Linked DNA regions of Mus musculus: regions 1, 2, 3, 5 and 6 are each linked to region 4. Evidence: chromatin loops called from intact Hi-C (ENCODE). Cell type or tissue: heart. All regions are shown on one strand.

Region 1 (5,000 bases), 280 kb before region 4:
CCTTAGTCTTAACCCCTCCAACCACCATCACAGATCCCAAAGCACAATCTCTGGTAATCTGTCAAGCACTTGAGCCTGGCCAAGGTCCTGGCTTTGTAAGGGGGCAGCTCCCTCGCATTGAGAGGTCTTATAGGCAGGGACCATTGGTTCCAAGAACTTCAAGAGGTGGCTCTGGCTCAGGGACTGAGTGGAGCTGGTATCAAATCAGGGGAGTAAGGCAGAGTGTGTTTCTACAGCCACTATAAACTGGGGATATACATGGATCCTCAAGAAATGTATAGGTCTAGTAGTCAGTGCCATGCTTCTCAAAGTCAGCATGCCATAGAATTATAAATGTATTTCATTATAGAACACTGACCTAGAAGCTGGTGGGATCTGGTATCATAAGTGCTATAATGCACTAGATTTCTTTTCAATTCCATTATGTGTAACTTCAGACAACCATACTGTCAAAAATTGTGAACTAGTGTTATTTTCCCCACTCCACAGTTGAGGAATTAAGATACAGAAATTAAGTAACTCGTTCAAGGCTATGCTGTTAACAAAAGGAGTCATCAGAAATGGAGGTTTAGCTCAGAGTCGCACTGTGCCTAGCATGAGCCAGTCCCTGGACTCATCGGCTTAATGAGTAGGGTTGAGTGCTTATTCGGCAGTCATTTGGTTCAGTGCTGTGTGTTCCCATCTAGTCCCTACCAACTCCATCAGCACCATTATTTTCTTCACTTCCCAGATGTAGAAATGAAACTTAGTGATATTATAAAAGTTCTTTGGACACATAGTTGTTATGTGTTATGAGAAAGGACTTAAAAATGAGCCAGTTCAGCCAGGGTGGTGGTGGTGGTGGTGGCACACCACACTTTTAAATCCAGCACACACGAGGCAGAGGCAGGAGGTCAGGGCCAGGTTGGTCTACAGAGGGAGTGCCAGGACAGGCAGGGCTACACAGAGTAATTCTGTCTTTAAAAAACAAAAACCAAACCAACACAAAATGAAATCAAAGTCAGTAGTTAAGAGCACATGACTGGTCCAGAGTGCCTGAGTTCAATTCTCTCAGGAAGCTCCAACCACCTGTAACTTCAGCTCCAGGAATTTTAGATAGTCTCTGGCCCCCTGGCCTCTGTAGGCAGAAGCTACACACATACACATTTTTTAAAAATCTATTGCCTTTGGGGAAAAAAACCAAGTTGATAACAATAGGCCTTTCCTCTCTTCAAAGCTTTAGACTATATATATATGTATATATATATATATGTGTGTGTGTGTGTGTATACATACATATATATGTGTGTGTGTATATATGTGTATATATATATATATATATATACATATATATAGTTTTATTTATATGAGTACACTGTCCCTCTCCTCAGACACACCAGAAGAGAGCATCAGATCCCATTACAAATGGTTGTGAGCCACCATGTAGTTGCTGGGAATTGAACTCAGGACCTCTGGAAGAACAGCCAGCATTCTTAACTGTTGAGCCATCTCTCCAGCCCTGGACCTATATTTTTTGATACTAGGGAAAACATATAGAAAATGTAAACTAGATCATTTCTCTTGCTCAAAACACTCTTCTATACTTCGTATAGAACCCAAATCCTGGGCTTCTAGCCCCACCGTGGAAAAACATCACACTACTTTATAGCTTTGCCTTGTAATGTAAGGGGTAATGTTAGTCACCTGTGCAATACTTTAGCAAGTACTTAGTTCATCTTTTCCTATACAGATCTATTTTACAGTTCACCAAGTTCTTGTGAACTTTCCTGGGTTCATGACATCCCTCCCCACCTTCCACAACCTTTTACAGTGCTTCTCATCATACAGATGACAAGCAGACTCAAAGCCTGAGACATAACTTCTAAATAGGTAACAAGAAGCTAGTGGGCATGTTTTATAAGGAAGGGCGACAGGACAGGTGCTTTTGATGATTAATCTGTCAGTGGCCTATAAACTGGGCTTGCCGAAACTAGAGAAATACTAGTTTGACTACTGGCATTAAAAACAAATTCTAAGGCTATGGTAGTTTACAGAGGAGTGTTTGGCAGTGGAGGGACGGAAGGAGGAAAAGACGGGAAGAAGGGTGATAGGCCTAGGCAAAATCATTAGCAGTCCCTTCACCATTTATGCAGAACTTAATGGTAAATAATAGTAAACACACACTTGAGCCTCCTCCCACCCTCTTCCTCGCGGAACCACACTGCAAATTCTTGGCCCGGAGATTGCTTTGTAGCCCAGACTGACCCCCAATTTCACAATCTGCTGCCTCAGCCTCCCAGGTGCTAGGATTATAGGCCTGCACCACCCTAGCCAGCCCTCGGCAGTGTTTCCTTCTTGACTTCATCCCGCCCACAGCATCGCGACCTGGGCCGGAGTCTCCTTTCTCCAGTTTGTTCCTGTTTGGAAGCCGCCTAGCTGGGTAGTAGGGTCAGGATGGAGAGAGCACTTAGAGACCGAGGTTTGGAACTTTCGGAACTTTAGCTAGGTGATCTTTATCGCTCTCTGGAAGATCAAGACCTCTTTCCGTTTCTCCCATTAATCTTAAAGACTGGGAGCCGGGCTCCCGATCCACGCTGCCAACCCGCTCCCACTGCCGCGGGGCGCTGCTACATTCCGCTCGCCGGCAGGGAGTGGGGATGGGGGGGGGGGGAAAACGTGCCGGTGACGTCACTTCCGGCGTGCAGACGCTAAGTCCGGCGTGCCGGCGTCTGCGTCAGCAGAGAGCGGGGCTGGGGGCACCCGGTTTGAAGTGGTGCGGGTCAGAGCGGCGCCGCCTCCGCCCGTGTGTGGGACCCTGGTCGCTGCGGAGACGAGCTCCGGTGGCCGGCACATGCCGGAAGGCCCGTGCGGGCCGCTCCACGCCGCGCCGCCTGCCGCCCTGCGCCCGGCGGCCTGGGCCTGCGCCGCTCTGCTCGGGAAACGAACGCCGGAGCGGCGCGGCGTGTAGCTCCCTGAGAGTTCCGAACCGCCGGCGCCGGCCATGGCGGTCTCCAGGTGGGTGTCGCCGCCCGTCAGCTAACGGGGAGCGCGCGCGGGCGGGCGGGCGAGGCTGTCGGTCGGCTCCCGGCGCGACGGTGCGGGGCGTGAGCGCTGCTTCTCGTTCGCTCGCCCAGACTTCCGAGGCTTCCCTCGGCTGGCAGGCGCTTTGGGCTCGGGTTACCCGGAGAAGTCGGCTCACGAAGCGCTTTTTCTCCTGGTTAAATGTGACTCGGCGCGTTCGATCTGGCTTTTTTTTTTTTTTCTTTTTTCCTTTTTTCTTTTTTCTTCACCACGTTGCTCCTCTTTGGTTTCTCTTCCCTCTTTGAATTTCTAGGCGAGTTTCTTTTCTTTTTCTTTCGTAGTATCAAAGTCTGTTCCCAAACCACCATTTCACGGCAAAACTTGGTAGTAACTGTCGATGGAGGCGGGGGTTGAAACACTGTTATCTAAGAGACCATCTGGTTATGCTAAATTTTAAAAAAAATTTACAGCGTAACGGGTATAGTCTTGCTCACTTTTTTCTTGAGGTCTAATTCCTCCTTTTTGTTAAGCAGTAAGTATTCTGTCAATCAGCGTGTGGTCTTAAGCAGATGACTATTTTAGCATCTTTCCCCAAGCGTTATCACAGATCTTAAATTATTGTAAAATTTTGCCCACGTGGAAGAGTCTGGGAAAATTATGGAAAGACGTATAAACATTTAACTTGTGTAGCTTCTGATGATAGAATGAGTTGAAAACTTGGAAATGATTTTGGTGTCCCGCTGACGTTTAAGTCGTCGGGATGGTCTCTCCGTGTTTAGTCATTAAGAGTTACCAAAGTCCTTTAGGGATGATGAGATAATGAGAATTGAGTCCTTTCACCAAATGGACTGAGGGAGATAAATGACGAAAATAAACAGCTTTCACTAATTTTTCGAAATTAGTTGAACACATTCCTTTATGCACACTCTTATAAGGAAGGAGTAACCCAAGTCACACACTCCCTAGGTAACTGATGAAATAGTGTGTGGGAGAATCCCATGGGAGCTGAGTGAAGGGAGTTGCTAGGTACTGGTAGTAGGGACAGCTAATTTTTATTTCATAAGCAGACTTAGTGGGAGAAAGACTCTTATTTCAGCACCTATGAAACTGCTTTAAGAGAATACAAGTGGCATTTATTTCTGCAAGTACAGATAGATTTATCTTATAATTTATCTTCCATGTAAATGCATAAATATATACACCAGAAATATGTTGGTACATGAGCATGAGATTTAAAGTCTCTTTTCTGTCTTCTCTTTCTTCTTTGAGACAAGGGGCTCATGTAGCCCAGGCTAGCCTCGAACTCAGAAGGAGCTTTGGTTCTGGGATTAGAGATGTGGTGTTACCTGGCCTTCTCAGGGTTTTTTAATTTAAGGGAATTAGTACTTCCTTTCGTGAAGTAGGTTTATATTTGTACAATGTTGGAAAGCGTTATAGAGGCAAAATGATAGTGCTTTAAAAAAATTGATCTTTTTCGCTTAGCACTAATCTATAGATCCAACTTTTGAAAGAAAGAGTGGGCTTTAAAGGCTTTTGGTCCTCATGATCTGCTTTCAAAGAGAACTGCTGTTTGTTGTTCCTGTTTTTTTTTTTTTTTTTTTAAAACTCACTGCCATAATTAAAGCCAGCCACATTTTATAGAAGCTTCTTCCATGCTTAGTTTAGTAATCTAAATGTAAGCGAAGGCTTTGGATGCCTTGCTTGGGAGGAGGTATTGGACTTTTAAAAATATTTGTGGATTCAGTTTGAAAAACAAACTTTGTAGTTTCAGGTCTGATGTCATGCACTAAGCATAAGTCTGTGCTGAGTAAGCTCCATTTTTCTCTCGTTGCTATTGTGGAAGTGGGGATTCCTTTAAGTACTTTTATGTAAAATAGGCAGAATGTAGTTTGAGAAATGGAGATCGTGTGCCAGAATCAAATAAATACTTTTGCTCTGTTTATGTCAATGCCCATAACTGTAGAGAAACCTTATATTTTTAAGACCCCTTAACCTCACCC
Region 2 (5,000 bases), 140 kb before region 4:
CATGGAGTTCTGAGCCCTGAGCTCATCTCGTCTCATCTCAGTCCTACAGTTTGTTCTCTAGTGTGGGCATGATGATGTCACCATGCACCTCTCTCCCTTTGCCTTTTTACATATAAAATGGGTTGCACCCTCTCTGACAATGAGTGGCTCCTTCTGCCATAGCCTTCCTAGTTCACGCTTGCTGCCTTCTCACTGAATGCTAGGGGCATCTCTGCAGATTGACTGTTAAAGACAGCTCACTGCTATATTTGGTAGAAAGTTTCTAATCATACAACTCTAAAGGGACTTAAGTAATTTTTGGTTTAACTGTTATTCAGATGATGTATTACATGATCTTCTCTCAGTAAGCCTTCACATCTCCCACACCATGCACACAGCTTTGAAATAAAGCTCAAGGTTAACACAGGTTCCCCACTTCCCCTCGCTATTGTCTCCCCACCTGTACAACATTCAACAATGTCATGACTGCTATCAAAATGTGGCAATGGACCCAGAACCAACAATTACAATGACACTTTTAAAATGTCTCAAATCCTTATTTCTTTTTCTCTATTAACTTTTCTGCCATGACTCAATAATCCCATTCTGTAGTAATTCCCCCTTCTACTTAGATACAAATTCTCCTGGCCAAGTCCCAGTGGGAAGCCCTGTTCTTCCCAGAAGGTATGGCCACAGGGCTGAGCTCTAACTGACCTGTCCTGAACCACATCACTGTGACTGACTGACTGACAGACAGCAGAGAGTTAGTCTGTACAAGTACCTGCTCTCTACTGAGTGCTTCCACATTCATTTTTCTCTCAAAAAACCCAGCAAAGAATGACTTGTTTTTCCTATTTTCTAGTTTAGGAAATGACAGGATGGCTACTCAGTATTGGTTCTAAGTAATGGAGTCAAGACTCAAGCTCACACATCTAACCCAAGTCTTCATAGACACACTTCTGAGAATATACTTAGCTAAACAAGTGAGCCCCAATATCTCTGATGAAAGCGTGCAGTGGCTGCTCTAGGCCCTAGATAGAGCTATAGCCACTTGCCCACTCATTTCACATTGATATTTTTGCTGTTTCCCACCCTGAGGACTGAGCCTTTACACACAAACTCATCCCACTCTGCCCCTGCCAACTTCCCATGGATTCCTACCATTGCCAGTTAACTAGATTCCTTTCTTCTGCTTTGAACACAGTCTCCCCCCGCCCCGCCCCTGGTGAATTTGCTTATTTATTTTATTTTATTTTTAAAATTTTTGAACACAGTCTTGACCCTTCTCTACTCACTACAATAGCTCAGAAGTCACAGGCTCTTAGCCACAAACTCTGGACGAGCACACACTTGTTTACAGTGTCAGCGCCATGCTTTCTGCCCAGCCCTTCTCCTGCCCTGCTGAAACTGTCCATTTAGAGTGTGACCTGCTGGCCCACCCATCAGGTAGCTGTGATACAACCCAGCATAAAGCATATATTCAAGGACATTAAAAAATAAATTCCTCTTGTCCTTGATTTGAAATAATGACAGAAAAGAGCTGTCAGAACCACTAAGAGCATCGTCCACCTCAATTCAGTGTCTAAATAGCAGTTAGCTTACCAAGCTTTAAGTGGATGTCAAGGACCCATTTATTTACCCCTGGTCTCAAAAGTGAAACATGGAATTTGAGTACTTTTTACCTAACTTCTCATCATCAGCAACAATCTTAGCTCTACACAGCAAGGTCAACCCAGGCACTAGGCTCCTAATTACTGCATTTCTATGACCAGGAGAAGCTACATACACACGCTGGGAAAGCAGCAGCTGACTCCGCATCACTTACCGGTTTATCCTTGATGGTTGGGCTGGACACACACAGGTACAGTTTCCCATCCTCCTCCAGGCAGGCATCTATCAGAGCTTGCACTGAGCTCTCCTCCTGGAACAGCAGGAAAGCATAGCCTTGGGGAGAAAGAAACAAAACGGTGGGAGAGATCAGTACTTCACCCTAAAAGCTGTAGTGAGAATATTATCTGTACTCTCAGTGCTCAGGAGGCTGAGACAGGAGGGCTGCCATGTGTGCTAACCTGAGCTACATAAGGAGTTACAGACTAGTCTGGACTACAAATTAGGAAGCCTGTTGTGCCACTGTTAGTAAATTCTTACTAATCCCTGGATGTTCAAGTGGGGCAAAGGGACCTAAGACCCTGCTGTGCTAGGCACTGTACTTGGTGCATACAGACAATTGTCTTGCTTGATTAAATCACATGCTACTCTGACATCTGGGTGCTGCTCTAACATCACTTCGTTTAATTTTCAGAACTACTCAAGAGAGCAAGTTCAGATACCTTTATGGAATTTCCACAAAATAGGTCTCATCATTAAGGTACACTGTGAATGGTGCAAGCTACAAATAGTATCCAGGAAATAAGCATCATTTCCATCCAGTAAGCAACAATCTTGATTAGTGCACAGCAGGGAAAATACTAAAATACTGTACTAAGTGAAAGTAGCCAGACAGAAAACACCATGTCCAGAAGAGGCAAATCACAATAAAACACAGATTAATGGCTACCTATAACTAGAGGAGTTGGTGTGGTGGAATTGATCCTGGTGACTGATGGCTGTACAAGCCTGAGAGCATATGGAAAACTACTGAATAACACACATTGACTTGATGAACTGTACACTATGTGAGTTATACTTCCCAAAGCTGCTGTTTAACCAGCCCAGCGGCCTGGTGTGTATTTGCACATTACCGGTGCTCTTTCCCCAAAGAGTATTCTCCTGAGAGAAGCTACAAACTACAAATGCAGTTTTTTCTCTTAAAGCTTTTAAAGATATATTTCATTACTATTCCTTCTTTGTAAGCTCCATACTAGTATACGATGCTTTAATTGTACCCACCTCCTCTCCTCCTCCAGCACCCCTAGACCCTTCCCAACAAGTCCCCACCCAGCTTATGCCGTTCTCTCCCTCTTTCTTCTTCTTTCTCCTCCTCCTCCTTCCCGCTTCCTTCTTTCCTCCTGCTCCTTCTCTCTTCTCCTTCTCCTCTCTCTCACCCTCTTTTTGAAACAACCTACAGAGTCCAATTAGGTATGCCCACATGTGTACAGGTGCGAGGCCATCTACTGGAACATCGGCAAACTACCAGTGGCACACTCTGAAAGAAAAATTAATTTCCCACAGCCAGTAGCCCCCAACAGCTAATAGCTCCTCAGCTGTTAGCTAAGGTGGGCTGGAATTTTGACTGGCTTAGTCCTATGCAAATAACCAAAGCTGTGGTGAATTCATGAGTGCAATGACCATGTCATATCCCAAAGACAGCAGTCATAGGCCTCTTCTCCATCCTCTGGCTTTTATATTCTTTCGGCCTTGTCTTCCTGGATAGATGTTCTCTGAGCCCTGGGGTGGGATGGGAGAGGATTTTGGTACAGATGTTCCGTCTCCAGGGAATACCGACAACCATTTACTATCTTCACTTTGACTGGCAAACATCAATATTAACTGAAGGATTTCCATGGACATAGTCAGTGGTGGGGGGTTGTTTTGTTTGTGTGTGTGTGTGTGTGTATGATATTTCCTTGTTGAGACAGGGTCTGGCTATACCAGGCTGGCCTAAAACTGGATGTGTAACCCTGACTAGCCTCAAACTTGACATCTTCCTGTTTCAGCTTTAGGAGAGTTGGCCTGACTAGCATGGGCCTTGACACCTTGTTTGCAACATAATTTTAAGCTGACATGGAATAGTTATATAATCTGTGGCACCACGTGATGAGAAGCCGATGCATAAGCACAATGGAGTGATCCGATTCTGAGACTTGGTGCCTCTCTCTTCTTAAACGTTTTTTATTGCATTGTGTTGGGAGATCCAAACACTTCTTTTTCAGTTCCTTTTTTCTTTTTAAAGGAGAATTATCTTTCTGATCATCATGTCTATTGGCCATTGGAATGACAAATAATTATGGATTAGGAGTCAGGATCTGGGTGTAAGTCTTTTACTACCATAACATTTACTAGCTGTGTGATAATGGCGGCTAACAGTTAGTGAGCATTTAGATACACCAAGTACTGATGGACAGGCCTTGTGCTTATGCGCTCATTCGGTCTTCCTGGCCTACAAAGCAGGTACTATTTTTAATTCTTTTTCACAGTTCAGAGAACTGTATGTAGTGATTAAGTGGCTGGTTTGAGGTCATAAGTGATGAAAACATTTACTGTAATAGAAAACATTTGAATCTCATCGGTCTTTTTTCTGTAAAATGAACACATTTGTCCTTTTATCTTACAGCAATATTAACCTGTTGGATAATATATGTACAAAAAAATGGGAATATCACACTATCATACAAGTGTTGACTTTCTGTTATACATTGTTTATTTTATTTTATTTTTATTTTTCTTTAATCTTTTTGTTACAGTCCAGTTGTTATCCCTGTCCTGGTCTGCCCTGACTGTTGCTCATGGATTGGTAAAATTAACAAAGTAAAAATGGCCATCCTACCAAAAGCAATCTATAGATTCAATGCAATCCCCATCAAAATTCCAACACAATTCTACAAAGTCATGGAAAGAGCAATTCTCAAATTCATCTGGAAAAACAAAAAACCCAGAATAGTGAAAACAACTCTTAACAATAAAAGAACTAGCTAGGCGTGGTGGCCCATGCCTTTAATCCCAGCACTCGGGAGGCAGCGGCAGGCGGATTTCTGAGTTCGAGGCCAGCCTGGTCTACAAAGTGAGTTCCAGGACAGCCAGGGCTATACAGAGAAACCCTGTCTCAAAAACAAACAAACAAACAAAAAACCCAAAAACAAAAAAACAAAACAAACAAACAAACCAAAAACCAATAAAAGAACTTCTGGGGGATTCACCATCCCTGACCTCAAGCTGTTCTACAGAGCAATAGTGATAAAAACTGCATGGTACTGGTACAGAGACAGACAGGTTGATCAATGGAATAGAACTGAAGACACAGAAATAAAACCACACAGCTAGAATCACTTGATATTTGACAAAGGAGCCAAAAATATACAATG
Region 3 (5,000 bases), 160 kb before region 4:
ACACCAGAGAGGGAAGCAAGAGTAATGTAGCTGTGGGAAGCATACAGTTCTCATGAACTCCATTTTGTGGTGACTATACTTCTGAAGTTGAATCTGAACCCATCATGGTTCCCTGGATCGGCTCCTGATTCTTTAGAGATAAGAAAAAACCTTTAGTTCACCAGAAAGGAAGTCTTGCTGATTCTCCCCACTCCCATCTGCCTTGGGGTTCTGTTCCTCGTGTTTAGTTGCTGTTCAAAGCCAGCCTGAAGGGCAGTGTCTAAGACTGGAACACCGAGAACCAAGTAGGGCGGCAGAGGAATGAGGATCCCCGTGACCCGGAAGTCCACTTTTTCTCTTTGGAGATAACACATAAAACGGGCAGGAACAAGGCATGAAGCCCCTCAGGACGACAAGGCAATCCTGGCTTCTGGAAGGAAGGAGCATGAACATTCTGGGCTTCCCATAATCTTTATGCTAGTTCACGAGGGGTCAAGAGGAGGCATGTTCAGACCTTTACTCTGTCAGATGAACCCCAAAACATTTTTAGATGGATGGCATTGAAGCACTCAGTCAGAAAGGGAACTTTAATTTCACTAAATCAAACTGGTGCCAAATTGCTCCTTTAACTAGCCGCCCTCCCAGATCTTCCCTGGATAAAACAGTTTTCATCAGCACAGAAAGCCTGGAGCTGAAGCACAGAAACAAGAAAGACTTGACACGCTACTTGAATAATGGCTCCTACTTTCTAAAATGCCAAGTCTACTGCTTATAGCCTCTCAAGGTCATCATAAATGTGAATGGTGAATGAGCCGGCTCCAAGCACACAGCTGAGAACACAGTGACACCTGACTGCTTCGTTTTGTTTCCTCCCTGCTTGTAAATCTTTGCTTTGAATTAAGCTGGCTTCCTCTCTGCTCTATAAACATCAGTTCATCCTAGCCTAACTTTGGCTTTCTGCTGGCTCAGTCTGTAGTGGATATGACAATGTCTGACAGGATCTGTAGACAAAAGGTTTGTTTGGGAAGAAGAGGTGGAACACATACCAGCATTACAAAGTCCTTGGCTTTACAAGCACTTCAAACCTGGAGTTTATTTGGTCACTTCAGACTGAACTTGGGACTGGATGAGAAACGTCTACTGCTGAGAAACTTGATATTCAGCACTTTTGGTCATCTACCACCTCACAGAACAGAAAGGGATATGGTGACAAGTCAGAATGCGATGCCATCCCCAGCTCAGGTGAACTGCCAGAACATTTGTGCAGAATGTCTGCACCACATGAACGTGAGACACATTGAGATGTAGACTCTCTCCAGCATTTATCTGGACATAGAAGCCATCATACGGCATTGGGGGTAGGGAGAAGAAAACTTCAAGATCTGCCATGGACTATTAGCAGGGTGAAAAAGAAAGGAAAGGGGAGAATGGTCAGAGCAATAGTCAACGAAGAACAAAGAAGCCATAATAGAGACGCCGTAATAGAGACACCATAAAAGGCTCTTGGAGCTCAAGGCAGCAGCCTCTCCAGACGCCGCCGCTCTGCAAGGCCAAGTCTGATCAATGCTGGAAGAAGTCATCAAGTGAAGAGCATGGTTTGAAAGAAGAGATTCCAAAGCTTAGTTACTTTAGTGGTCCCCAAATCAGACACCTAAATCAAGAAGACGGAATGAAAGAAGCGCACATGCGAATGAAGTCGAGAGCATTGGGGAGCGAGATGGTTCAGTCTCCTCCACTTGGTCCCTTCACAACCCTCAGCCTGACACTGACTTACTGTCTGAGTGAAGAGGTGTGCAGGCGTGTGTGTACTGGAGATGAGATGTCCTAATGCCGTAGGGCTTTTCCTGAATGGGCATTCAGGAAAAGATGTTACTCCTATCACATGGCCAAAGGTCAGCATATGGTTGTCTCTGTAGCCAGCAGAAAAGCAAACTGCTTAGTTCTTTTGTAGACTCTAAAGAATATGCAAACTTTAGCCACATGGGGGCAGGATGGATCTACCTACAGCTTTCTTCCCCCTCAAGGTGAAAGGCATCCAGATCTAAGAAACACCAGATTTGGAGCAGTCACTCTTAGCTTGCTGCTGTTACTCATAGGAGTAATAGAAAGGGGGCAAGAGATGAGAGTGATGTGCACTGACCTCTACCTACAACTGATGGATGAGAAATCTCATCCAGATATGCTCTTCATTGGGTTTCTCCATGCTCAGGTTAGTTTCGATAGGCCTGTGACTTCCCTTACCAACCTGACCTGGGTATGACGGTTCACACCTGGCAGGAGGATTATGAGTTTGGTGACACACAGTCACCAGAGTAAGAACTGTCTCAAAATAAATAAATAAATTAAAAAATAAATAAAATTTTAAAAAGATAAAAAGATTTTGTCAAAGAGTAGGAATATTTAATTAGATGGATACCCTCAGCCCATTCAGGACAGTACTTGCTTCTTAGAGGACTTTCTATTAGGATGGATACAGGCTAACTTTAGGAAACCGATCAGTGATCACAGTCCCTATCTCACAATGTCAAAAGTAAAGCAAACAAGAACCTCAAAGGAGCTAAAGGAATAGTGTAGGTGGGGCATTCCAATCACTCTGACGTGTTAAAGGACAGGTTTCGGCCAAGGATAAAGTGAAATTTATCCCAACAGCCAAAGCCTGACCTACTGAGTGAGGCCCAGGGAAGGACTTTAGAATACTTTGTAAAGAAAGCACTCATCGCCTGGAGAGTGGCTTGGGGTTAGGAGCACTGACTGCTTGTGCAGAGGACCCGGGTCTGCTTTCCCAGCATCCATGTCACATGACTGAAGCACCTGTGCCTCCAGCTCGGCCCTCGGCCCCCACAGGCACCCGTGAGCATGTGCTGCTCAAAAACTCTGGCAGGCACAATAAACAAATAAACAAACAACAAACCTTTTAAAAAGTCCAATATTTCAAGACCAAATTTCAAAATCTTAAAGAATATATATGACTCAGTCTTCGACTGTCAATATGTCTCTTGTGTTCTGCTCTGAAAACTTTGGTTTCCTATATAAAATTTCCTGTTTAACACAACAGTGAGATACTCACTCAGTTCAGGATGGCACACCCTGGCTTATCTATTAAACAGTGGGCTTCCTATCCACCTAGCTACCAGCTGCCCTCTAGAAGTACTGTCAAGTGTGCTGAGGGACACTTCCAGAAGACCGAGTGACTAGATCTCTGTTATATAGCCACCAAAACAAACCAATTAAGACAAAAATAGCTAACTTAAAAAAGAAAAGAAATCCAAGAAAAAAGAAAAGAAATTCAATCCTAATTATAGGTATATTCTCTAGGCAAAGAACACAAATCTTATTTCTGATTAGATACCTGGATATAATTCTTTTTAAAATACTTCCCCCGCCCTGCACTCCGAGAAGGCTTGTTTGAGCTTACTATGCAGCTAAGGATAATACTGAGCTCTTGCTCCTCCTGCCTTCTTCCAAACACAGGGATTGCAGAGATGTCATTCTTGCCTGATCCTAGAGCTTGCAGCATCCTGCTGATATTTAACACTGGGTACAATGTAGCTTATAAGCTGCGCTTCTAGTGACTTAAAGACAAGGCCTGACTAGTTAAAAGCTAGTGGTACTTTTTATGATTGTGGGGCATTGTTTTTAGACAGCTTCACTGAGACAAGTTGGCCTGGAACTCTGGAGGCCCACCGTCTTCTGATTAGGGTTCCAGGTGTGTGTCTCCATGTCCAGTTTCAGGACTTTTAAAGATTCTCATGTAGAAAGAGTGCAGGGGTCAAACCTTAAAACAACTTCCACTGCATTGTAGTCACTGCAGTGTACAGCAGTGACTGTCCAACTGTAAAATCCATGTGCAGTGAAAGATATCAGTGAGGGTTCCTGTCCTTCTCCAGCCTCGCACAGCGACAGTCACAAGGGATGCGAGTGCTTCTTGGCACCCACCTGTTCACGTCACCTCTTTGTGCAAACACCCATCTAACTCAGATCAAAAGGCTGCGTCATGTTTCAGCCTCCTTGTTCCCAGTGAGGTGGCCCTTCCTAGATTTTACCAAGTGGTGTTGGCTAAGGAAGAGGGCTCTCACTGCTTTGCTTTCTTTCTTTTGGAATAGTTTTTCATTAGAAGAAAAAGCAGACCCCAAAATCTCTGACTTTTAGAAATAATGTAAAATTACCATAATCAAAATATTTTAAAAGTTCCTCAGAATAGAATTATGATTGTATCCCATTCGGTTTAGCCCAAAACTCAAACTCTCCCTGCTTCAATCTCTCAGTGCTAGAGTTACAAGTGTGAGCATCAAATTTAGGAAGATACCTTTATAGAGTTGTAAAGTTTTGTTTGTTTTTAATGTGTAGACTGGAGTTAGAATTCAAATAATGTTGAGAATTCTTCAGCGTTTTCTGTGTAGCTCAGGCTGGCTTTGTATTCACTCAGTAAGTGGTAGCTCAGGCAAGAGTCAGGTTTAAAAAGCATCTTGTGTCAGACTCCAGAGTGCGTGGCTGACAGGCATGTGTCACTGCTCATGACTTGTCTCCAGGTTTAAACAGTGAAGCATCGGTTCAATACCCCCTCAAGTCTCTAGTTCATTAGGACTCAGCTTGCCCTCAGCAGCACAACTGTTTTATCCTTGGAAACAAAACAGCAGCAGCAGCAGAGGTTGGGCCAGGTGGTACAGGCCTGCAATCTCAGCCACTTGAAAGTTTGGGGAAGGAGGATTCCAAGGCCTGCCTGGTCTACACAGTGAGTCCAGGCCAGCCTGGCAACTCTGTGAGGCTGTCAGAATAAATGCGGAAGGTGGGCTGAGGATATGAACACTTGTCTAGTTGTGTCAAGTCATGGGTTCAATCCCCAGTACTACACCAAACACCCACCACAAAACAAGAGCTTCTCCAAAATCATGATTAAAAAATTATCATTCATTTCTGGAACTCATAAGAACTAGTCAGATCCCACCTGGCTGGGAAGGCTTAGAGGCAGAAGTTGATTCCCAGGCACAGTCCCCAGCCACAGCTTGGCTTCTGATTGCCTA
Region 4 (5,000 bases):
CCCTCCAAAGCTATCCCTTCCGGCGTCAGAGAAGACAGAGGCGTGATTTGTCACTTCTTCCCTTTTTGATCCCTCGGCCGGGATCCACCTGCTTAGAAGTGTCAAGGAGCCTTAGGAATGGTTAACGGTGACCAGCTGCGGAAAGAAACAAACACTCCTGACAACCCACAGCTGAGCAAGCAAGGGCTGTTTATTCAGCAGCGTGTCCCCTTTGGAGGCTGCCCGCAAGCCCTCGAAGGCTGGGCGACAGCACCAGAACCGAGAAGGTTCCTGGACAGGCAAAGTGGTTGCTCGCGTCCCACCCCCCATGCTCTCCTATGTCCCCAACACACACACAGAGGCGCCGGTGCGAACAGTCGGGTTACCCACACGCCCCTCCAGAGCAGCCCCGCACTAAGCCACTTGTCCCTCCCCGAAGATGGGCTCTGACGCGGCCGAGGCTGACCCGAGCGCCCGGCCTCGCGCCGCCGCGGCCCGGCGTACTTGACCCGGCCCAGAAACTGGCCCTCCACGCCGCCACCCCTCACCTGGCTCTGTCCCACCTGAGCGCGAGAGCTGAGGGGACAAGACGCGGAGAAGGGGCGCTGACCTTGTTGCTACTGACAGCGGAGCGCCACATGCTGCCGCTTCCCGGACAGCGGCCCGAAGGACATTTTTTTTTCCCCCTGGAGGAAGGAAACGGGAGGGCGCCGGCCCGGCGGCGGCGGGCACGGCGGCGGGGGTCCCGGCGGGCTGTGCAGCCTCTAGCGGGGACGGTCCGAGGACTACATCTCCCAGGCTGCTCCGAGCCGCCCCTGCGTCGTGACCCCGGCGCGCACGGAGGCGGCGACTCTTACCTCACAGAGGTAGCTCCTCCGCCGGCAGCAGCTCGGCGCCCCGGCGGTCCATGGACCGGAACCCTGGGCGGACCGGCAGGAACCCGGGCCGCGACCGCCGCCTCCCGGCCCCAGGCTCCTCCTCCTCACTCCCCGCCGCCCTCTGCGGTCGCCCGCCGGCCGCGCAGCGCCACCGCGGGCCTCTGGGAGCCACGCCGGGAGGCTGTGTGGCGGGTCCGCGGCCGCCGCGGGACTGAGGCCTACTCCGCCGCCTCTCAGTGCTATTGTCCCGGGGCCTGGCCCTGAGCGGGGCTGCGGGCGAGGGCCGAGCTCGCCGGCTCCGCGGAAGATGCCGGACCAAGCCCTTCAACAGATGCTGGACAGGTAGGAGCAACGTGGGGCCGGGAACTGCCGGCCTTCGTCCTGGGCCTGCCCATGCTGGCCTCGAGGCCCCGAGAGCGGGGATCCTGGCGTCCGCCGAGAGTTCCACGGCCCGGAGGCCGGGAAAAGGGCTCTGAGTTTGGAGGTGGCACTGGGGAGAAGAGCGGGCGAGAGGTCAGGGTCGTAGACTTTGAAACTTAGTTAAAGGAGGGAGGTCTACTTTGGCCGCCAGCCTGTTTGGGTTTTTTTTTTTTGGTTGTTGTTTTGTTTTGTTTTTTGAGGTGAAGAGGCGCTATTGTTAACCCATAGTATTAGTTTCTATTTCTCCCCCTCCTCCCCGGACAATGTAGTAAAGGGGTTGACAGCGACGCCACTGGGAAGTACCCGATTGTCATTCTGGAGACTGGTCCCTTGCACTTTCACAATGCAAGGATAGGCATTCCTTCTTTTAAAGCCTGGGTTTCGTTTCTCTTTCCAACTCCCCCACCACCCTCCCCCAATCCCATCCCTACCCCCAAACCGTAAGGTCAGAATATCCACAAGGGAGCCTTAACGGTCGGTCACACTAGAGTAGAGGTTATGGAAAACAGCCACAAGCATGCAACATTGAACACGTAGCACACTTGACGATCGCTAAGTTCCCAGACACGTTTGGGCTTGTACTGGGACCAGTTGCCCATTCCTGGGGTCTCCAGCCACTAAAACTCTTTGAGAAAGTCTACAGCACTGCCCTCTGCCGTTTAAATTCCAGCCAGTGAGTTTTTGGAAACTAAATTAAATCCACCTTTTCACCAAGGCAGCTGCTTGCTGTTCTGACCAATTGGTCGATCTAATTCATAATGTTTGAGGTTGCTTGCAACTCTAAATAGACTAACTGGCCACCCACTTCAGCAGGTGATGCTCTCAATGCACTTAAGATTCAGCTTTGAAACTTATTAAATGAAGGCCCTCTCTTGATTGAGGTTATAGCCATTAACTACTGGGGCTGGGAGGTGGGCATCAAAGATCCATCAGGGAAGGCAAGAAGTTACACCCTCATATTTTATGACAGGATTTAGCCTAAATCTCTGGTACTTAGCAGCTATTCTGCTACAACTAATGAACTTGTCCGTTTCTCCAGTTGTCTAGAAGTCTGGTCACTTCTCAAGTTTTCCTTTCATTATAATTTATCATACTTGACTAGATGTGTCATACTAAGTATGCCCAGAGAGATTACTGCCTGCCACATCGATTCCAGTTATATGAGACGCAATCCTTGTATTGCGTAGTTAATCATTTGCTCTGATGACATCCCACTTTCACTTTTCCGTGACGACACTTAGAAAAATTCTTCTGTCTAGATGTTGTCTTGGCTTTTCATGTATTCTTCAGAGGTTTTCATAAAAGCCAGTGAGTGCTCATGAAACATTTACAGAAACTTGGGAATTCTGGCTATCCTTTTTAGAATGTACATAACTTAGTCGTTTCCTCTCCCATCACCCTAGCTCACCTCCATCCTCTACCTACCGTTTTCTTCCCAAGTCCTTTCCCATTCCGAGTCCCATCACCCCCTCGTTTCTGTGTGTGTGTGTGCGTGTGTGTGTGTGTGTGTGTGTTCCATTAAATTTAATTAGGATTGTTTGCATAAGCATGGGTCCAGGTTATTTACAAGAGCATGGGCGTGTTATTAGCACAACACTAAATTTACTCCCTCCTCCTCTAGTAGCAGTATCCAAAGTTCAGGGTAGGCCTGGAGTTTTGAGTCCCTCCTCTATCCCTGATGCAATAGTGTGTAGATCTTACACAGATAACCACAGGTACGGTAGGTGTGTAAGCACAAGGCCAGAAGACCAAATGCACAGCGCTCCTCGTCTCACAACTCTTACATTCTTTCTGCCCCCATCCAACTGTTCCTGCCTCTGCCATACTCTGTTTATCCAGTGCCATGCATGCTAGATAAACACTGGTACAACTGAACCACATTCCCATTCCTTACTTTAACACTGATAATGATTCTGGTATATGTAGCCCTACTTGTCTACTTACGCCCTCTACTGGTGTGTCTGAGGTCAGCTACTGTGTACTTATGTATAATACTAAATCTTTGGTCCGAAGCAAGTGGGGCCGACCAGAGCAAGCAGAGATCCTAAAAATTCAATTCCCAACAACCACATGAAGGCTCACAACCATCTGTATAGCTATAGTGTAAGCACATACATTAAATAAATAAATAAATCTTTAAAAAAAAAAGGACCTCTTGAACTTGGAAAGAAATTGTTGTGATGTCCTTTTTCTTCCTATAGCTATCCTTTACCATTAAGAAAACGGAGTCGGCTTTTTAAAAATTGGTTTCCTCAGTTGAAAATTGAATGGTCTGAGAATATGGCTCAGAACATTCTGCCTAGAATGTTTGTAATCCTGGCCTGAAGGGTAGGGGAACTATATATGAAAACACTAGCACTTTGTTTTTCTAAGTTCAAGAGGTCTTAATAAGCAGAAGATACTTGAAACTGTGCCTGTATGCTAGTTTACTAGTCAGGGGAAATTACTAGAAAGATGGAGTCCAAAAAAAAGATAGATAAAAACAAAGTTCAAAAAATAGGTTCTGTAGTGGAAGATAAAAAACAAACCAGAAGAAAAGCTCTACTGGAAATAGATTGGTTGTTTGGCTCTGTAATTTTTACAGGACTTCTTCAATACTGCATGATAGTTCCATCCCATTAGCTAAGAGCTTCATGCAGGAAGGAGACTGGAACCCTAAAGATAAAACTTTTTTTTCTTAATTTACAGAAGTTGCTGGGTGTGCTTTGCCACCGATGAAGATGATAGAACAGCTGAGTGGGTGAGACCATGCAGGTGCAGAGGATCTACTAAGTGGGTTCACCAGGCTTGTCTCCAGCGCTGGGTAGATGAAAAGCAAAGAGGAAACAGCACAGCCAGAGTGGCCTGTCCTCAGTGCAACGCCGAGTACTTAATAGTGTTTCCAAAGCTGGGTAAGGACTAATGGAAGAACAACACAGACATGTTCACTGTTTTATTTCTGTGTGTGTGTGTCCCCGTAGTTAAAAGCTTTTTTTGGGGTGGGGGAAGGAAGAGGTGAAGACCTGAGATAAGGTCTCACTCTGTATCCCTGGAATTCATGACAGTCCTCCTGCCTCATCCTCCTCAATTGCTGCCATTATGAGCAACAACACCCAGCTCGTTGGTTGGTTGATTGGTTGATAGGTTTTTATGTGTATGAGTGTTTTGCCTACATGACTGTATGGGCTGTGTGCATGCCTAGTGCCCAAGGAGACCAGAAAAGGGCATTGGATCCCCTGAAGCTCGAGTGTGATGGTTGTAAGCCACCATGTGAGTGTTGGGAACTCGTTCCAGTTCCCCTGCAAGAGCAGTCAATGCTCTTTACTCTCCAGCTCCTTGGATTTATTTTTAAATGATTTCTTTATCTTTGCTTTTTTGTGAATTTATTTTTTTTCTCTCTAAATGTCAGACACTTATTTTGCTAACAGTTTACAATATCTTTAACAAGTCCCCAGACTTGCCTGTTTGTCAGTACATTAAATATTTTTATTTGAGAAGAAAAGGACTTTATGACACACTATGGATGTAACAAGAGAGGTGACTTAGGGCTGGGGATACAGCTTCATCAGTAAAGTGTTTGCCTGGCAAGCTTGGGAACCCGAGTTTCGTTTTCATAACACGTGTAACCTTAGTGCTAGAGAAGCAGGAACAGGATAATCCCTGGGCTTACTGCCCAGCTAGTCTGTGCTAGCTGATCAGGCCAATGAGAGACCTTGTCTCAAATGAGATAGATGGTCTTTCTGA
Region 5 (5,000 bases), 290 kb before region 4:
ATGGTGGGGCATGCCTTTAACCCCAGCCACTTGGAAGCTGAGTCAGGAAGATTGCAGCATTCATGTCATGGCCTGCCCGGGTTGCAGAGCACAAGCATCTCACCTAAAACTTAAAACAAGTTTAGGAACTCCACAGGTCACCTCAGTTGGCATAGGAGCCTCCAGTCAAGGCAGAAGGCCTGAGTTCAGTCCCCAGGACCCATATGGTAGAGGGAGATAACTAACTCTGGAGGCAAGGTATACTCTGACTTTTGTGTGTGCATACATGCATGTAAACACATATAAGAACACACACACACACACACACACACCCCACACACAGATGATGGGGTGCTCAAATAAAGGTATATATACTTAGTAGACTAGGTAGGGGCCAAAGAGTACAATTCCCAGCATCCACGTGGCAGATCTCAGACCCATTTCTAAAGGATGGGATGTTCTCTTGTCTGTCCCACAGGATCCTCCATGCCCGGGGTACATAACCTCACACACACCCACAAAATAAAAATAAACAAATGAAAGAAATAGCAGAATTTCCATCATTTTACAACTCTTTAAATCCAATCAGTTTTTTTTTTTGTTTTTAATTAAAGACAGTTGTTACAACATATTTAAAAAACACACACATTTTAAATTTAATCACAGAAGAGATGAAGGGCCAAATGACCCAGATACGTGTTTACATTTTAGCTGATTTTAAAAAGAGTAATCAAAATTTAAAGGCTTGGAGTTTTTGTTTGTATTTGGAGATCTAGAGAGCACTGAACTTCTAAAATTCACTTCTGATTTTAGGTAGTTAATGAACTTTTCTGGACAGTAGGCTCAAAATTCAGTTAAAAAGTAGCAAAGGGACTGAAAAGCAATTGTCCTGATAATCCAGTCGTAGATTTATTATTTACCTATAAGGTTTTAATCTACATAGAAAGTGTGATGCCAGTCACACCCAGAGTTCATAACAATCCAGAAAGGGGGGTGGGTGGGTATTCATTTTCTCAAGTTGAAAACCAAGAAGATCTTGAAATATTCAACATGGTTCAGGTTCTTACTCACAGTTACATTTAATGAAAATGTGTTGATATACATTGTATCCCACTTCCTAGGAAAGATTCTCACCTCTTTAGTCACTTCATTCTTGCTAGTCTCAGCTTCTCTCCCTAGTCTACAATTTTCCCATACTTGATATAAATCTATTTGTTTCCACTTTTTCTTCTGCTCTTAAATCAGAGCTGAGATGCTTTAAAAAATAAAAATAAACATAAAATAAAAAACAAAAGCCCTCTCCAGCTGCTTCAGATTCTTCTTACCCTGACCCCTGACCCATTTTGGAATCCCGACTAGCCGACTAGCTTATTCTCCATCCCGGTTCCCTGTCCAAGGACATCTCCCGCCTCGGCTGCGCTACCCTCTGCTTCTCAGCACCTACCCCTAGTGCCCCTTGCCAGCCCGCAGCCTCAGCCATTCCAGAAGTTGACAAAGAAGTTGCAAAGGGAATGCCACTTCTCGGTGCAGTAGGTCTCAGTGAGCTCGGCATTCTGGTCCAGCCCATTGGGTTGGAATCCGGCCGCCGCAGGAGGCTCCGGAACTGGGTCTGAGCCCGCTTTCCTCCCGCCCGAGTTGGACTTCACTAGCAAGGGCTTCTTTTCCGGCTGGGAGCTTGGGGACCGCACCGACTGTCGCGACCGAGCCGGGCTCCGCGCCCTGGACCGGGGCGGCTCGCTGGGACGCGCGGGTAGGCTGGGGTGAGCGGGCGAGTGCAGGTCTGAGCCAGCCGTCTTGCGGGCGCACAGGCGTGGCGGCAGCGGCGCGGGGTCCAGGCAGGGCCGTGGTCTCCTGCGCAGCGCGCCCAGCAGCCGTCTCCAGTAGTGCGCGCGCCGGGCGCCGGTGGCCGCGCAGCGCTCCGGATGCCCGCGGTAGGCGCAATGCAGACTCGCCCCGCCCGGGGTCTGGCAGCGCAAGGCCAGCTCTCCGCCAGTCGGCGTCCCCGGGGCGGGTACCAAGAGCTGCCAGCTGCACGCGTGCTGCTCTGGACTCACGAAGCGACCGGAGGAGCCGACCGTGGGTCGGGAGGCCCGGGTCACTTCCCTGCCTGCTGCCCCCTTGTCCCTCCCGGCAGCCGAGAGGAGGCAGCCTCCCAGCAGCAACAGCAGCGTCAGCGGGGAGAGCGACGCCCGCGGCCTCGGAGGACTCATGCCCGCGTTGGCCATGCCACTCTGGGATTCCTGGGACCTCAGCGCAGGCAACAGGAGGCAAGGAGCATCCTAGGATCTGCGAATGAAGGCTACGGATGAGTCCCGCTCAGCCCTCTCCCTGGACACAGGAACCTGCCAACTCTCCTGACCGGACTTTCCCGAAACCAGTGTTCTCAGTTAGCAGGGAGAAGCCCCTTTAAAGAGCTGTCTGTCCTAAGGGAACAACTTAATGTTTAAGGAATCGTTTTTTAACATTCACTAAAATAGAAAAATGAAGTTTAATGATCACGCAACCACACACCCTCCACCCGTCACCAAACTGTCTACAAAATTATTTCAGATTAATCGGATACATGTACTTTTAGCTTACCGAATTCTAGAAGAGGTGGAAGGGCCCTATTGGAGTAGAGCGAATGACTGCATAAGGGATTAGTCTGTTTTAAACGGCTGTGAATGAACCTGTTATCAATGGGACAGAAGGGGCCTCCCCCTTCATGCCCCTCCCAGACTTCTCTCAGTAGGTTTCGGCCACTGCTAACACACACAGAAGATACACCCGCGTGCAGAAGCACGCGGAAGTGATAGAAGCAGCCATGTGACATGAAATATAAAATGCTGTATTTTGCTCTCACCGCTGAAAATAAGACAAATGTTAACAAAACTTTCTTTCCTTTTGAAACTTGTACATATTTATCTGGTCTATATATAGTTAAGAAAGATGAAATGAAACAATAATATTCAGAACCAGATGCTATTTGCAGGTTTTTTTTTGTTTTGTTTTGGTTTTTTTCGTTTTGCATTGCATGTATTTCTTCTGTGTGTGTGTACCCCAGAGATCCAACTCAGTTTGTAGGGCCCGGTGGGGTGACAAGTGCCTTTGCCTACTGAGTCATCTCAAAGGCCCCACTATTTTCAGTCTTTCTATTTATCATGTCACTCAGTTCTGTATTTTCATCAGTACATCCAAGTAGGGACATTTTGGTTTTTAACTATTTGGGATATGATAGATTAGTTCTAAATATTTTTTCAGAACTCAAAGGTCCTAAAAGGAATGATTTGCTTTGTGGTAGAAAAGTAATACAAATTCAAGTGGTGTAATGTTTAAGTAGTAATCTGTTCTTTGTATGCCTCTGTAGGAGGATAGAATTTGGGTTGGGTTAATTTTGCTGTTGTTTGTTTGTTTGTTTTTGGTTTTTCGAGACAGGGTTTCTTTGTGTAGCCCTGGCTGTCCTGGAACTCACTTTGTAGATCAGGCTGGCCTCGAACTCAGAAATCCGCCTGCCTCTGCCTCCCGAGTGCTGGGATTAAAAGCAAGCGCCACCACCGCCACCCACCTGCAAATTTTTTTTGTTTTGTTTTTTTTTTAAGGTTTATTTATTATTATATATAAGTACACTGTAGCTGTCTTCAGATGTGCCAGAAGAGGGCATCAGGTCTCATTATGGGTGGTTGTGAGCCACCATGTGGTTGCTGGGATTTGAACTCAGAACCATCAGAAGAGAGTTCTTACTCGCTGAGCCATCTCGCCAGCCCAAGGTTTATATATATATATATATAACATTTATAAAATAAAAAGAGAATTTTACATTTGTTTATTGTTTACTTGGTGTGTGTGCTCAAATGCTACAGTATACGTGAGGAAGTCAGAAGACAAGTTTCAGGAGTCTACTATCTCCTCCCACCTTGCAAGTCTCAAGAATTGAAGGATTCAACTCAGGTGGTTAGGTTTAGCAGCAAGTCTCTAATTTGCTGAGCCATCTTAGAAGACTCCCTTTTTAAAAACAGGGTCTCTTGGATCTTGAGTTTATTGTGTATCTGACTGTGACCTTGTATTTTAAGCAAAGTTATTTTTAAGCTTTGGGATTTTATATTCATCTCACTTTTAGCTCCATAGTATGTGGTCTTTTTTTACTTTAAGAGTATATTGCCGGGGCTGGTGAGATGGCTCAGTGGGTAAGAGCACCCGACTGCTCTTCCGAAGGTCCAGAGTTCAAATCCCAGCAACCACATGGTGGCTCACAACCATCTGTAACGAGATATGATGCCCTCTTCTGGTGTGTCTGAAGACAGCTACAGTGTACTTACATATAATAAATAAATCTTTAAAAAAAAAAAAAAAAAAAAGAGTATATTGCCAAGAGGCTGGGGAGACCCATGTGAGGGCAGAGAGGAATGGCTTCACAAGGTTGTCCTGTGATCTCTGATCAGTGCATACAAGCCCCTCCATTATACACAAGTAATAATAAAGTGGTTTTGATTTGTTTTGTTACAGCTTTTATTTCTCTAGGGAACAGGAATGTTGCTCACTGGTAGAGGACTTGCTTAGTGTGTTCAAGGCCTTTCACCTCTCAGCACTTAATTTCCTTATCTAATTTTGGTATTAATTATACCATTTTGTTTTGTTTTTTTCATGTTTGAGACAGGGTTCTCTGGGTAATAGCCCTTGCTGTCCTGGAACTTGATTTGTAGACGAGGCTGGCCTCGAACTCACAGAGATATATCTGTCTCTGCCTCCAGAGTGCTGAGATTAAAGATATGCACCACATTGCCTGGCTATACCAGTTAAATTTTTAATAAAAACATATTGGTACCTATGACATTAAGGAACACTAATGATAAAAAAACAGGAACTCTTAACGAAAGTTTCATAATACATTTCACAGATGTATTTAAATTTCTCAGAAAGCCAGGCGGTGGTGGTGCACGCCTTTAATCTCAGTACTTAGGAGGCAGAGGCAGGTGGATTTCTGAGTTCGAGGCCAGCCTGGTCTACAAAGTGAGTTCCAGGACAGCCAAGGCTACACAGAGAAA
Region 6 (5,000 bases), 130 kb before region 4:
GCAAATGCACTTGCTCACCTTCCTGGATTCCTAAACGTGCCACTTGGAGTCAGACTACATTTACTTCCTGGAGCTGAAATACACATTAGTTCCAGCCCATTTTCTGCTTCTTACTACACCAACAACTGCTTCTTGTAGGCTGGCTGTGGGTGAGCAGGGGTGGGAGCGGCTGGAAGTGACAGGAAAGCAAGATGCCTGAGAAGACGCACGCCCGAAATGGAGACTTGGTGGAGCACTTTCTGCAGTCTGGGGCAATGACGTGGAGAGTTAGCATTAAAGCTGTTTATGTAACTACACTTTCTCATCATAAAGAGGGCCTTGTGAAGCCTGCCAGCCTGTCCCTTCAAGTCACTGTCAGTTCTAATAAGCACCTGACCAGGGAAAACTGAGACCAGGTTGGGAGTTTGGGAGGAACTGACCAAACCAGTTGGGTGATTTTATTATTACCAGGTACTACATTTTCATGGAGGGCATATTATTTAACACCTACTGGTCCTAAGACTTATGTTAGTGCTTGTGTGTACTGTCTTATCTAATCTGAAAAACCCAATGAGAGGCACTACCTCAGATGAGTACACTGCCAGGCAGGGGTTAAATTACTCAATGCTAAATGTCAAACAGCTAGTAACTGTTGGCACCTCTTCCCGAGACTCCATGTCTGATATCTGTCCACATATTTGTTGCTTTTCCTTCACCCTCAAACAATTGGCCAGCTGTGTTTTCAGCAGACACATGTCCTCGGGCCTAAGCTCTGACACTAAATTCTTTTCTCCTCTGACTTTAATATCCTCAGATTAGTTCTTGATTTCAGTGACAATGCATTTTCTCTCTGTAACAGTTTCCCCTTCAAGACTCTGGGCACCTACTCTCTTTAGAAGACAACCCAGGTTCACTGTTAGCATCAATAATTTTTACAGTTCCTCGTAGCTATTTCTCCTCCTCCTCTTCTCCCCACCCGTGTGGGCATGAATGGGTGTAAGTATGCATGCCTGTGTGCCTATGTGTTTATATGTATGTGTGTGTGTGTGCACATGTGTATACATTTGTGCAAGACACAGGTCAACTTTGGGTGACCTCTTCCTGGCCTGAAGCTTGATGGCTGGACTAAACAGGCTGCCCAACAAGCCCTAGGGACCCGCTTGTCTTCCCCTTCCCATGCTGGGAGAAGAGGCACACCTGACCTTTGATGTGGTTTCTGTGAACAGGTATCAGGTCCTCACGATTACATGACAAACACTTCAGCGACTGAGTCATTCCTCCAGCCCCATGTTCCCATTTCCAATCCTTTTACTTAATATACTCTTTCTTGGTCATACTTTCAGTCTTGGTCCTACTAAAATCCTACAGTAAGTCCAGACCAAAACTGAAACATCCTCTCTCTTTCACCTGACAAATTTGCATTTCATTTCTGTTTCTGACAGGTGCTATCTTCCAAGCAGAGTCCTCACGAGGAGTACTTACAGCTTCCAAGCAGAGTCCTCACGAGGAGTACTTACAGCTTCCAAGCAGAGTCCTCATGAGGAGTACTTACAGCTTCCAAGCAGAGTCCTCACGAGGAGTACTTACAGCTTCCAAGCAGAGTCCTCATGAGGAGTACTTACAGCTTCCAAGCAGAGTCCTCATGAGGAGTACTTACAGCTTCCAAGCAGAGTCCTCATGAGGAGTACTTACAGCTTCCCGGGATGAAGCACCTGCCCTTTTCTAGCATCTCTGCCCAGGCACAGCATGTACCACTGTGACCTCGTTCGGACACACTGTCTCTATTTCTGTAGCTGCTCAGGCTTTGTCCTGTGGCTTACATGCCCAGAATGCTGTTCTCCTTCCAGTACAGCTCCCTAAATTGTAAATGGTTCACAAAAACCAAGTTCCCAGTTGGACTTTAGTACAATGCTGAGAAGACAGGTGTTTAATACAACAGTCTAAGTGGGAGTGTACTATGGTCTCAAAAGTTAAAATAGAAGCTTCTCCATCTGTCTAAGCAGGACAAGACAAAAAAAAAAATCACCTCATTACAGTCCAGTGCAGTTTCAATGTTTTCACAAGAAAACATTCCCTGGAATGAAAACTGCAAGTATATAAAATATTAAAATATATTCATAATTCACCAGAGTGTTAGAACTGTCAGCCAAGACCTACATTTATGAAAGGAAAATAAAAGAATATTACTCAAAGTATTTATTGTATTATAGAGTGTGAAAGATTAAATACATGCTAAATTCATTAGGCTTCCTGACTAATGTTTACATAACCCAGAAGGTGTAAAAACGTGGAATCTGAGACTAGATTTTATTTTCATTCAAATTATCTACAAGGGGAAAAATAACATTTGCAAACCTGTCTTTCCAAAGTCAGATTTTAGACCAATTGAAGGAAAATGAAATAGATGCCACACTCCAGCCTGCTATAGTCACTCAACGACCTGTTTGTCCCTTTCTTGTCCCTCAAACAGTATTATCTTAGCTGGCTGGTTCAAAGTGGATTGAATCCACGTGGCCTGCCTTCTGCCAGGCTCACAAGTCATGCTGGCATTACATAAACCATCACAACTGCATGGCTGAGTCACAAGGTCAGCAGGCAAGCCAGCCTGCGCAGCACAGGGAACTCCAGCACTGCAGCTGAAAGCCGCTCAGTAGCATAGCTTCTGGTGCTCAGGAGATGGCTCTGTGCTAAAGAGCTGATGTTTTTACATGACCTGGGTTTGATTCTAAGCACCCACACACCAGCTGTCAACTGTCTGGCCTCTTAGGGCACCAGGACATACATGATGCATGGACATACAAGCACAGAAACACATACAGGCAAAATAACTACACACATAAAAAAGAATAAAAATATATGTTTTTTTTTTAAGATGCACAGGCTTTTCTGAAAGTGGAAGGGAGTCTACACCTGAGTCACTGTATTACACTGCCTGCCTGTGTCTACTTCTGTGCACCTGGACCTGTGACCCAGACTGAGAAAGCTTGTACCAGCTACCCAAGTAAGCTGTGGATTACAGCCTCCTCCATTGCTGGCATCTCAGATTCTGCAGGGTTTCAGAAGTACATAGCTATCTCTTGCCCAATATCTGAGGCTGGCTCCTGCCCTTGTGTTTGCCCGGAAGCCTCTGCCAACAATGGCAAAGTACTCTCTCTGGCTAGATTCTCTGTGTGGTCCTATAGGTTCCATTCCTTCCTAAGAGGTTAGATTAGAGCCATATCAGGAGAAGTTGCTTTGTGCAGAAAGGAGAAAAAGTCCAGGGTGGGGAGACATTTTTATAGCTCCAGAGGCAGCAACTTTGGACGAGAGACATTCTCCAGAAGATACTGAGAGGTTATACTGAATATCTACCACTACGTTATTGGGCCAAGTTATCTTCCCAGATGGAATATTCACAGCTCTGTGCTCAAGGAAGTTACGACCAAGCTTTTCCTTTATAGCAGTCATGAAATCCAGGGCTCTACCTTGGGAATAACTTACGTTATAGCCAAGTCTTAAAACATAAACTGGACTAATCAGATGTCCTCTCTGGAACTCAAATAGAAACATGAGGACAATTGAGCTGACTCTCAGCAGAGGACTGCAATGGAGGATTAGCTCCCAGTACACACCGCCGAGCTGCCCTGCCACCCCTACCACAGCCTCCACACCACCTGCTCATATCCAAGCTCCTCTTATACTCTGCTAGTCACTTACAGCCGTGCCCCTGAGCTGAGCCAGCACCTGAGTGTCTGTGCTCGGTCCAGGCAAAGAACTCCATCACAAAGCATCCCACCCAGGTACAGAAGTGATGAGGTAGCAGCAGAGGCAGAAGCCTATAGGTAAGCTATGGACAAAAGACAACTCAGACCTACTACACGCTTAAGACAGCTCTTTGGAAAGACTCCAGCTTATGTGAGAACAACAGAGGACCAGGCTATTTAGCCTAAGCATGCTTTCCCTTCTAAGCAAGAATGAATTTAAAAATTCACTTCCTTTATTTACTAGGTAAAATAACACCAACTATCGATATTCCAGGTTCAAGTCAGTCTAATAAAAACTGCACACTAATAAAAAGACATTTCTCTTCTTCCTATTTCAGCTTTAAATGAAGGTTGGGTAAGGTGGAACTTTCCATTTCTAGGATGTGATGGGCTTTGACTCTCTGAGCAAGGAATGAAACTGTTCATCACCTGCAATGCTGTAGTTCATTCATTTAAAAACTATTCGAGGCAAATGTGCCAGGGGTAGGAGGTGCTCGGTACAGAGCAGTGAGTGAAACAAGAAGAAACACCAGGCTCTTGCATTCTAGTTTGCAAGGCAGACGATAGGTACTTCAAAGAAACGTAGGATGAGGAACGAAAGAACTATGAGGGGAAGCAGAGGGCAGAGGGACAGCTACTTTAGCTATAGACGTTAGGATGACTGTTGTTGTTAAGGTGACATCTAAGCAGAGACCTGAAGGAAGAAAGAGAGCCTATTCAGAAACCTGGGTGAAGAGTTTCTGACAAAAAGAAGTACCAGTGTTCTAAAAGGATTCTTCTGTCCTGTTCAAGACAGTCCGGCTGGTCATAGTAGTGTATATCTGTAATATAAGTCCTCAGAGCCATCAGGACTTCAAGGTCACCCTAAGCTCCCCTATGAGACTCTGCTAAGATGGGCAGTGATGGCAGGAAGCAGCCAAGATTCAGCCAATCAGGCTGGATCAAAAAAAGACTGAATCACTTCAGGTACATGATTCATACCAATGTGGCCCTGGCTTCTGCAGAGGTCCATTATTTGCTGAACAAAGAAGCGAAAAGGTGAGTTCACAGCTGCAATGTGCCGTTTATCCGACTTGGAACTAAAGAGAAAACTTGGTGCAGATGTCCAAATTAGCATAAACTTTACAAAGCGGTTGCTTTGGGAAACCATGTGACATCAAATCCGGAGTCATTAAGATCTTCATCTCTAGTTAAGTAGTTCTAATTTAGCCCAAAGGAAACAACTTGAAAGAAAAGGATACAGACAAGAATACATGAACATAAGTATTATTACTAATG

The links. A loop is a pair of places that touch in the nucleus more often than their neighbours do. Peaks named below come from ENCODE experiments on the same cell type or tissue, not always from the same donor. Only the 100,000 strongest peaks of a DNase experiment are listed, where the experiment ranks them.
Region 1: a loop joins it to region 4, with 2.5 times the contacts of the local background. A loop is called at or near these places in 2 of 42 quality-filtered maps.
Region 2: it touches region 4 in a loop (2.0-fold over the local background); 14 of 42 quality-filtered maps call a loop at or near these places.
Region 3: it touches region 4 in a loop (4-fold over the local background); 19 of 42 quality-filtered maps call a loop at or near these places.
Region 5: it touches region 4 in a loop (2.9-fold over the local background); 2 of 42 quality-filtered maps call a loop at or near these places.
Region 6: a loop joins it to region 4, with 2.1 times the contacts of the local background. A loop is called at or near these places in 4 of 42 quality-filtered maps.

What each region holds. Positions count from the first base shown.
Region 1 is chr19:36,923,408-36,928,407 of GRCm38, forward strand. It overlaps Btaf1 (B-TFIID TATA-box binding protein associated factor 1), which reads left to right and starts at 2,672. Exons shown (of 38, transcript NM_001080706.1): 1 at 2,672-2,994. The coding sequence starts at 2,981. In heart, a CTCF peak has its summit at 2,561; a DNase peak (open chromatin) is centred at 2,694; H3K4me3 peaks cover 2,798 bases; H3K27ac peaks cover 1,759 bases.
Region 2 is chr19:37,066,369-37,071,368 of GRCm38, forward strand. Cpeb3 (cytoplasmic polyadenylation element binding protein 3) reads right to left here. Exons shown (of 11, transcript NM_001290827.1): 8 at 1,805-1,923. Among named protein-coding and RNA genes, the nearest start is that of A330032B11Rik, 100 kb to the right of the region's middle. In heart, a CTCF peak has its summit at 3,112; no DNase peak of the experiment used is centred here.
Region 3 is chr19:37,048,919-37,053,918 of GRCm38, forward strand. All of the region lies in intron 9 of Cpeb3 (cytoplasmic polyadenylation element binding protein 3), which reads right to left. Among named protein-coding and RNA genes, the nearest start is that of A330032B11Rik, 120 kb to the right of the region's middle. In heart, a CTCF peak has its summit at 1,963 (motif pointing right); no DNase peak of the experiment used is centred here.
Region 4 is chr19:37,206,706-37,211,705 of GRCm38, forward strand. Cpeb3 (cytoplasmic polyadenylation element binding protein 3) reads right to left here and starts at 766. Exons shown (of 11, transcript NM_001290827.1): 1 at 590-766. It overlaps Marchf5 (membrane associated ring-CH-type finger 5), which reads left to right and starts at 840. Exons shown (of 6, transcript NM_027314.3): 1 at 840-1,199; 2 at 3,966-4,168. The coding sequence starts at 1,165. In heart, CTCF peaks have their summits at 891, 1,936 (motif pointing left) and 3,238 (motif pointing left); DNase peaks (open chromatin) are centred at 56, 526, 866 and 1,736; H3K4me3 peaks cover 3,029 bases; H3K27ac peaks cover 2,251 bases.
Region 5 is chr19:36,917,013-36,922,012 of GRCm38, forward strand. It overlaps Fgfbp3 (fibroblast growth factor binding protein 3), which reads right to left and starts at 2,587. Exons shown (of 2, transcript NM_028263.1): 1 at 2,560-2,587; 2 at 538-2,265. The coding sequence starts at 2,204. The coding sequence ends at 1,452. In heart, a CTCF peak has its summit at 2,139; a DNase peak (open chromatin) is centred at 1,989; H3K4me3 peaks cover 2,102 bases; H3K27ac peaks cover 1,824 bases.
Region 6 is chr19:37,075,707-37,080,706 of GRCm38, forward strand. The region is part of intron 7 of Cpeb3 (cytoplasmic polyadenylation element binding protein 3); the gene reads right to left. Among named protein-coding and RNA genes, the nearest start is that of A330032B11Rik, 96 kb to the right of the region's middle. In heart, no CTCF peak of the experiment used is centred here; DNase peaks (open chromatin) are centred at 1,725, 2,595 and 3,095.